Regions from separate parts of the Homo sapiens genome. Here region 2 is linked to region 1. A link is an interaction called in ENCODE POLR2A ChIA-PET data of the cell type or tissue named here. Cell type or tissue: A673. All regions are shown on one strand. Links, peaks and the distances in the headings refer to the core of each region. The heading gives the core; the rest is flanking DNA.

Evidence for each region. ChIA-PET counts read pairs that join two places held together with the same protein. Peaks named below come from ENCODE experiments on the same cell type or tissue, not always from the same donor. Only the 100,000 strongest peaks of a DNase experiment are listed, where the experiment ranks them.
Region 2: POLR2A ChIA-PET joins it to region 1 with 6 read pairs; 2 of 35 experiments call an interaction of 5 or more read pairs at or near these places.

Annotation. Positions count from the first base shown.
Region 1 is chr13:36,916,662-36,921,190 of GRCh38, reverse strand. SMAD9 (SMAD family member 9) reads left to right here and starts at 953. Exons shown (of 7, transcript NM_001127217.3): 1 at 953-1,075. RefSeq lists silencers at 813-862, 973-1,042. In A673, for the core only: no CTCF peak of the experiment used is centred there; DNase peaks (open chromatin) are centred at 950, 1,830, 2,260 and 2,760; H3K4me3 peaks cover 2,561 bases; H3K27ac peaks cover 3,557 bases.
Region 2 is chr13:37,092,770-37,097,298 of GRCh38, reverse strand. No RefSeq gene overlaps it. Among named protein-coding and RNA genes, the nearest start is that of CSNK1A1L, 11 kb to the left of the region's middle. In A673, for the core only: no CTCF peak of the experiment used is centred there; no DNase peak of the experiment used is centred there.

The DNA of each region.
Region 1 (4,529 bases), core at 396-4,395:
AATGCCTTTTCTGTGAGGAACTACGGGCTGATGGGGAATCAGAGGTGGTTCTTCCTAAGTGGCGTTTCTGAGTGGGTTCCAGGAGTCCACAGTGACTTTAAGAGGCAGGCTACCTGGGGGACAGCCAGGCCGTGAGACGAGAAAGTTGTACAGTAACATTGCTGTGTGCCCATAAGTTTGTATCTTTTATTAGATTAGATAATATATCTCACATGCTGGGTTGTTAAGCAAATAAATATGTGTAAGGAAATTACAATCCACATAATTACATGAGTCGTTTTAACCACCACTCACCCCCAGAGTGATTAGATTTTCTTCTGCCTATGCCATTGCGGCCCAGTTGCTCTGTCACTGTCCATGGGGACAGGATCCCCTTACTCCGAAAAGCAAATCAGGAACAAACAGGGCAAGTGAGAGTCACTATCAGGGCCCAGAAACATGTGAGGAACAGCAGCTCAGAAGGGTCTCCAGACTGATGGGCCGGTGATCCTATATTCTTGTTGGGCTGACAACTCTTCTGGTTTCGGGCTCCAGGTGCTGGCAAGAAATCTCAGAGGTGGGGTGGGAGAGAGAGACGCGAGGCGACCCACGCAGACAAAGGGCTCCCACCCCACCCCCGGGCCACCCCGGCAGGCCGGGCAGGGGCCGAGCCTGGGGTCGCGCAGGGGGACCGAGAGGGCAGCGCGGGGCTGGGGGTGGGGAAGAGGCGGGAACCGAGCCGCAGGCCGCTGCGAGGAGTACTACCCCGCCACCCCCGCGCCGCGAGTTTCCGCGCACGTGGCCGTGGGGCCGGTCTCGCTCCCGCCCCCCGCCGGGCCCGCGCAGCCCCCTCCTCTGCGGCTCCCGGAGCGGCCAGAGCGCGCGGCGGCGGGCGGGGGCGGGCCGCAAGCAGGGCTCCCTGGCCGCTTTCCAGGTCGGCGCACTAATACGGGCGATGAGGCTTCGCGGCTCCAGTCTGACTGACGCCGGCTGGGGCCGCCGCCGCCGCCGCCGCCGCCGCCGCTGCTGCAGCCGCTGTCTCGGTCCCCGCCGCCGCCGCCGGGCCCTGCAGGCGCTGGGCGCGCGCAGCCAGGCAGTGAGTGCGCGGCGCTCGGAGCGGGCGGCCGGGGGACCACGGCGGGGGCGGGGTTGGGGGCGCCGGACCTGGGTGGGGGAGGGATGAGTGGCACGGCGGGGACAGGTAAGACGTGCCCTCCTCGGCCGCGCGCTGCTTGTGTGCGTGCGTGTGAGCGCATTGAGTGGAGGGCGAAGTTGTTCGTCCTCGGGGCAGCCTGGGAGGCTCCTCGGCGTGAGGCTTGGCTTTTGGCGGTCGTTGTTCCCGGGTTTTTTGGTGGAGCCTGTCTGGGGTGGAGTGGGGTGGGGTGGGGTGGGCGCGGGGCCGGAGGGGACTGCTCTGGGGAGTTGGCCGCGGCGCAGCTCGCCTTCCTCGCGCCTGCATCCGCCCGCGCCGCGGGCCCCGGGACCTGTCAGGGGATGTTCGACCCGCGGCGGGGGCGGCGGTCGGGTCGGGGCTGGGGCCCGGGGCGTGGGCAGGGACCAGGATAGGCGCCTGAGGGGTCGCTTGCTGTAGCTGGAGATAGGGGACAGCGGACAGAGGGGGCGGCGGGGGTCGTCATTGTGACTCTTTGGGGGCCACTTTTAAACTCGCCAGCGCCGAATTGGCCTCACTTGCCTTCTGTTTCGTAGGCTTTTTGCTTTGTTTACCTTTGAGGCATGCGAACTGAGAAAAAAAGTTAGGAATGTTGTTGAAGTGTCTCCGGGCTCGCGCTTGGACTGTGTCGGAGCCGGGGTGTTTGTCTTTTCCTTGGCCCGCCCCTCGGTGCCAGCTCTCCGCAGAGGGGAGGGGGCGAGGTGGGAAGCAGATACAGGAGACTGCCTGACGCCAGCTTTGTGATCGGAAGGAGGAGCGCTGGGAGAACATTTTTATGGATGGCTAATCGCTGACAAGTTTTCCCGTTACTATTCCTTCCTCCTCCTGCCCTTGACCGTGGACATTTGAAGTGATAGTTTGGAAATACTACGTTGACTTATTTCTGGGCTGGAGTGGGTACTCCTGAGAACTAACCTACAAAGGATACAAATCGAGTTTGGAGATAAAATTGTATGTAAATTCTTTACCCAGTAGTTTACAGTGAGAAACACACCCACAGGGCACTGTGGAGTGCTTTGGATGGATCCAGTTTACTAGTACCATTTCGGTGGCTTGCCAGATTTCTCGGATGATCTTTTGGAAATGTAGGTTAGCAAGAAGCATGGAGGCTGACCGTTAAGTCGTGAGGCATTTAATAATGCTGCCTCCTAAGCAGTAACTGAGCGGAACGTTTGTGGCACCCGTCTGGGAAAGTGAAATGTGACTACTACAAGCATGTCTCCTGCCTTAGCATTCCTCCAAGTGTGAGGGAATGCCTTTGGATGTTTACATTTTAAAAATAGTGATCTATATTTAAGAAGGCATTTAAAATAAAAGCCAAAGACATTCTCAACTCCAAATAGACAAAGATTCAATATAAGAGTTTCCCTGTGCTTGTAGGAAAGCATCAGCACAATTTTAGACTGCTTTTAGGTTTGTGGTTATCCAAGAAGGAGGCTTCAGATAAGAAAAGGATGTGACGCTTTATAAATAAGGAGCATTTTAAATACAAGATGACAGCAATTTCAAGTACTGTATCCGAAAAACAACTTTTAGTGGTAATAGTCACCTTCAGTGATGGCAAGACAGCTGTCTGCCAGACAGCCTTCGGCCTCTTAATGTATTCTGACACAACCAACTCCCATTTTTATGCTTGACTGGTTATCTTTGTCAGAGCTGTTTTATGCTTGAGCTCTCTGGTTTCAAACTATGCTTAAGAGAATGCCAACATACTCTTGATCTGAACAAACTCATGTTTATCAGTGCAGTGTTTACTAAAAATCAAAGACGTAAACAAATTTTGGGTTAAACCTCTAAGTACTTTAGAATTGCCACATCATTGTCATCAGTCTTTCAAAGTCAACATGAACTATTTGGCTTTTCTCCTTTAAAAAATTTTTTTAACTTATATATTCCTAGTTAGTAAGTAATCAGAAAATATTCACAGATGTCAACTCTTGCATCTGTGATTGCCCAAGACATGGATGAGAAAGAAGAGTTTTGTTTTGTTTTTTAAATGAAACATTACTAAAGATATCCATAAGTAATAAACAAGTGGTACACTATCTTTACTAATCATGTGGTCAGTTGGAGGGAAAAAAGTCTGTCCAGAAATTGTTTCATAAAGATGAAAATATTCAATGTCAATATGAAAATACTCAATATGTTTTCCAAATAGTTTAATTCTGATTAATGAGAGTGCACTATGCATTGCCAAACTGGAGGGATGGTGTTTCGTAAGTGAGCACCGTAGGATTAAGGTAACTACTTTATATCTGACATTCCCTCTGTAATAAATAGGACAGCAGTTTCATCATGTTCTGCTTTAATATGTGGGAAATAATCCTTATCCACAGGATGTACTCTGATTTTAGGGAAGGTAAAGGTTATGACAAATATGTGGTTTTTCTGATTTGCCAGACATACTATGCTAAATTTTAAAGCTTTAACGAAGCTTAGTGCAGACTTTCTGTATATTGTTTTGGACACTTAGAGAGGAGTTAAAGAAACGGGAAACTGTCCAGAATGAAACAGTAAATATAGCAGTACGTTGAAACCATGAATCTTCTCAAATAGTTGTAATTCTAGGCTGTTGGATTTATATTTCCTTGGTTACTGTTGCTAGTGGGTTGAAAAGTTATTCTAAAGCAAAAAAAAAAAATGCAAACAGTAAATGCATAAGTACTTAACAATACTGTGAGCATTTTCACAATGTTTCATGTTATCCTGGTGAATGTCCATGTCCTAAGTAAGGACATTAAAAAAATAAACAATTATCCCTTGGTAATAAACTAACCTTTTAAAATAAATATTCCGGTAAATTTTGTCTCTTAAGAAACTTGTGTCAACTAAAGTTGTTAGGATTTCAAGATATCTGTTAGCATTAGGAGTCATTATACCCATGAAAACTGGATGTTCTTCTTGCTTGGTGGTCTTCATCCTGACACTTCCTACCCCAAAACCATGACGGACACCTCGGCCGCACTTGCCTGACTTGTATTCTGCTCTCCTTTGGTGTCGGCTTCCTTTTGTGTTAGGCTGACCCAAGACCACTTTTCCAGGCTTATCTTCCCGGTCTTTCCCTATTTTATGCTGCAGTTAAAATAGCAAATGCTAGTTTCCATGCATACCCTGGCTTTCCTCTCCTGTGCACCTTTACCCCACGCTGAGGCCTTCCCAGCTTCCCCACCTCCCACAGGATCCTCAAATATGACTTCTTCATCTTGTATGCCCTGTTCAGGCGCTGCCTTCACGGGACTTTCTGTGATGACCCTGGTCCCAGGTATGTCCTCCTTCGAGCTCCTGTGGCTCTTCGCCTTTTCAACTCTTACCTGTTTTGTATTAAGTTACTCATAGACTAATTTATTTCTTCCCCTCAGACCATCCTTACAAGATCCAG
Region 2 (4,529 bases), core at 319-4,318, 180 kb before region 1:
CACAGAATAATGCATGCAGTTTTTATAAGTCTTATGTCTGAAAATGCAAATTTTGGAATCTGGACAATTTGTTGCAGATTCCCAGACGATTATTATCTTCAGACAAACTGACTATTTGTGGTCAATGAGTTCATGTTTTATGTCCTTCAAAACGAATGAAAATTACTATCACTCTTTGAATGGCCCTAGAGTAGGGGAGAGGGGCTAAGTTCAGTCTCTGAGGTCAGAGCTCCATTCCAGGCCCAACTCTGCTTCTTTGAGCAGGGTTGACTTTGGCCACAGTTTCATTTCTGTAAACTGAGGTCAGCAATAGGACCTACCAATTATCTGTTGTGTAGATCAAATGATAAATGACACTCTGCATTGTGAATGGCAAACAATAAATGCTCATTAAAAAGTTTCACCCCAGGCCATGCAGGGTGGCTCACGCCTGTAACCCCAGCACTTTGGGAAGCCAAGGTGGACAGATCACTTGAGGTCAGGAGTTCAAATCCAGCCTGGACAACATGGCGAAACCGCATCTGTACTAAAAATACAAAAATTAGCCAGGCATGGTGGGGCATGCCTGTAATCCCAGTTACTCGAGAGGCTGAGGCAGGAGAATTGCTTGAACCCAGGAGGTGGAGGCTGCAGTAAGCTGAGATGGTGCCACTGCACTCCAGCCTGGGCTACAGAGCGAGACTCCATCTCAAAAAAATAAAAAGTTCACTCCTGATATGTGTGGAGCCTGGAGCAAGAATACAAATGAAGACTCATACAGCATAGATTTAAATATTTGAAAGGTAAAAAATCAAGTCAAACCATCAACTAAAATAGGTTCTATTTATTATTGTATCTATTATATAGCCTCATAATTACCTAGGATCCCTTGCAGTTCCACACCAGAATATGGTAGTTAGGAGGGAAGCAGAACTCTTCTTCTTAAGCAACAATTGCCTGTGCTACACTACCAGTGGTACAGACCATACTCAGGAGGATGGAGACTCAAAGGAGGCCCAAAGAGGTCCCAGATACAGCTTGAGAATGTTTGAGCAGAAATCCCAGAGATCTAGGCACCCACATGTCCTTTTGGCCTATGGACTCCTAACCCCACAGAATAAAGGGGTCTAGCAGGCCTCTGAAGCATGGTACCCTGACAAGGACTTCTCTTGACAAGGTCTAGAAGTTGTATGGTTTCTTATTTTTTTGTTTTGTTTTGTTTTGTTTTGTTTTGTTTTTTATTTTATTTTGAGATGAAGTCTCACTCTGTCGCCCAGGCTGGAGTGCAGTGGCCGATTTTGACTCACTGCAACCTCTGCCTCCCCAGTTCAAGTGATACTCCTGCCTCAGCCTCCCAAGTAACTGGGATTACAGGGGCCCACCACCACACCCAGCTAATTTTTTGTATTTTTAGTAGAGACGAGGTTCTGCCACAACTATGGCCTCTTAAGCATGGAGAACAACAGCCATGCACAGTCCTGGCCTCAAATGATCCACCCACCTCAGCCTCCCAAAGTGCTGGGATTACAGGTGTGAGGCACTGTGCCCAGCCTAGAAGTTGTATGTATTATTTTAAATGAATAAATTATTATTATCTGTTATAGAGTAATAAATTTGTTTTTAAAGCTCAAACAAAATAATCTGATAATATGAGATTGAATAAAAAGGGTCGGGCCTAGTGGCTCATGCCTGCAATCCCAGCACTTTGGGAGGCCAAGGAAGGCAGATCACTTGAAGTCAGGAGTTCAAGACCAACCTGGCCAACATGGTGAAACCCCATCTCCATGAAAAATACAAAAATTAACCAGGCGTGGTGGCACGTGCCTGTAATCCCAGGTACTTGGAAGGCTGAGGCAGGAGAATCACTTGAACCCAGAAGGTGGAGGTTGCAGTGAGCCAAGATCATGCCAGTGCACTCCAGCCTGGGCGACAGAGCGAGACTGCATCTCAAAAAAAAACTCTTCTACCACCCATTTATATTATTCTGTCCAAAACAGAAAGGTCCTCATCATGTTATTTTCAAAATGACTTTTTATATATGGGTTGGTAGGTGTGGATATTAAAATTCACACACCATATATTTATACATGCATATTATGGACTGAATTGTGTTCCCCAAAATTGTATGTTGACTTCTCAACCCCCAATGTGACTGTATTTGGAGATAAGGGACTTTAAAGGAGGTAATGAAGGTTCAATGAGGTTATAAGAGCAGGACTTTAATTAAGTATAACTAGTGTCTTTACAAAAAGAGGAAGAGACACCACGATGTGCACACAGAGAAAAGGCCATGTGAGGACGTAGCAAGAAGGCAGCCATCTGCGAGCCTCCAGAGAGGCCTCGAAAAACCAAACCTGCAGACAACTTGATCTTGGACTTCCAGCCTACAGAACTGTGAGAAAATAAAGCCTGTTGTTTAAACAACACAGACTGTGGTATTTTGTTGTGGCAGCCATAGTGAACTAATACACTTATTCTCACAGAAATCTGTGAAACCATTAGCTAGTTTCATTTTGTAGGTAAGAAAATTATCATTGAGATATTTTTGTTATTATAATTTATAAGAATCATTGTCTCTGCTTTCCAGAAAATCTGAGAACATTATCCTCTTAGAGGCAAAAAAAAAAAAAAAAAAGCAATTCAGTTCTATATCTCCCCCAAGATTCCTTATGAAGAAGGTGACCTAGAATTTATCCTCCAAACTGGAACACTTTTGAGAGTGAAAGGGGGTACTGTTAATAATTATGTTAGTATAAAGTTAAAAGTTGGTACTAGTCCACAGCTAGAACAATTGGTCACTATACTTAACAGAGTTTGTTTATTTTATTTATTTTTAGTAAACATTCATTGACAGGATACTAAGCACTAAAGTTACATAAATGAAAACCATGATCTCTGCACCCAAGGAACTCATAATCTATTTAGCAAAAACAGAAAGAATCTGTGTATGTTTTAATGACAACACTGTCATGAGCTCCATAGATACATATCCCAGGAGAAACAAGCTCAGATGAAGCACTAAATCAAGCTTTGAAATGCAGGGGAGAGGAAGGGTCAGGAAACGAAGCCTCGAGGAGCCAGCATTTGAGCAGAAAATACTGAGCCATGGGCTACGTGGCATTTAAGAGCTGAGTATTATAAACAGAGAAAAGTGCAAGTGTAACAGCAAAGTGGTGTATGAGAAAATATGATCCCCAAGTTCACAATCTCAATATAGTAAGCAATCAAGGGTTTAACAGGACCAAAATTACAAGCATTAATAAGGCTACATAGACTGATAAGGCTAAAGCCAATTCAGCCCTTTGAGAAACGCAGGGTCTTTTCGGAAATGTCATTAGCTGCCTGTGCTAGAATTAAGTGGCGTTATCTCCTCCCTTCTCGAAAAGCTGACCACCAAGTGGCATGTTACAATGAAAGCAAATCCCCAGTGAATACCTGGCTTTTATTACGGTTCAAAAGGACCGGTTTGTTATATCCTTCCTCTCTAGATTCAGAATCAATCAAGAAATATGAAAAAAGTCAAATAAGAATCTGAATATATCCCTTATTGTTGGAAAGAGTAGACTGGGACCTCATTTGGAAGTGTAAAAATGTGAGACTTGGTATTTTATTTTAAGTATACAATCAGCAAGAAGAAAAATCTAAACTAAGGGCTTGAGATAGTTTCCTATCTAAAGAGAATGCGCAGAGTTTAAATGTAGGTAAGGTCAATTTTAGTAAGATCAATGAAGTCATAGTCATGGGTTAATTATCAAAAGGTTGGTGCGTAAATTCAATTTCCTATGACAAATAAAATGTATAACTTTAGTGAGCTGACACAATTTCCTACAACAAACACTTGAATAAGACTTAAGGTTAACATAGTCTTAATATTATAGGTTATAACCTTGGGAGATTAAAAATAAAACTGTATTTAATCTTCCTTACCTGAAATGAAATAGTAAATACCAGCCTTACACTTTGAATTCTTAAAGCATTTGTGTCAACAATGTTTATTCAGACTCTATAGTTCTTTAATTTTAAACAACTTTGAACTTATCTGCTCAATTCAACAAAATAGCTGGATAATGCCCAGCTGAGAGAGAGAGAGAAAGAACTCTAGCAAACCATAGGCTAGGGTTATATAGTGAACCCTTTGTTCCAATCTCACCAAAAAGTTAAGTCACTCCCCCTCCTGGATATAAGATAGGTTAGAGATGTGGAGAAGGATGAAATATTACTCCTCCCAAATGGGTGCTTCTAAATGGGTGAAAGTGTTGGGGGTGTATGTTCCCATTTTATGACCAGCAGGGACTTGGGAGAGGGAAAAAAATGATTCCCCCAGAGATAAGATTGCTCAGGAAGCATATGAAGAGGAAGAAAAGGAGCCCCATTATGGATTCTTGAAGAAAACAAACAATAAAAGTGTAGTTAGGAAAAATAAAAGCCACCAAAAGAAAAAGGGGTAGCCAGAAAGATAGGAGAAGAAAAAAGGGTGTTGTCTCAGAAGCATCAAGTCAAGTAAATGTCTATTGGAAAGAGTTTCAGCAAGATAAATTGTTCAAGCTTAC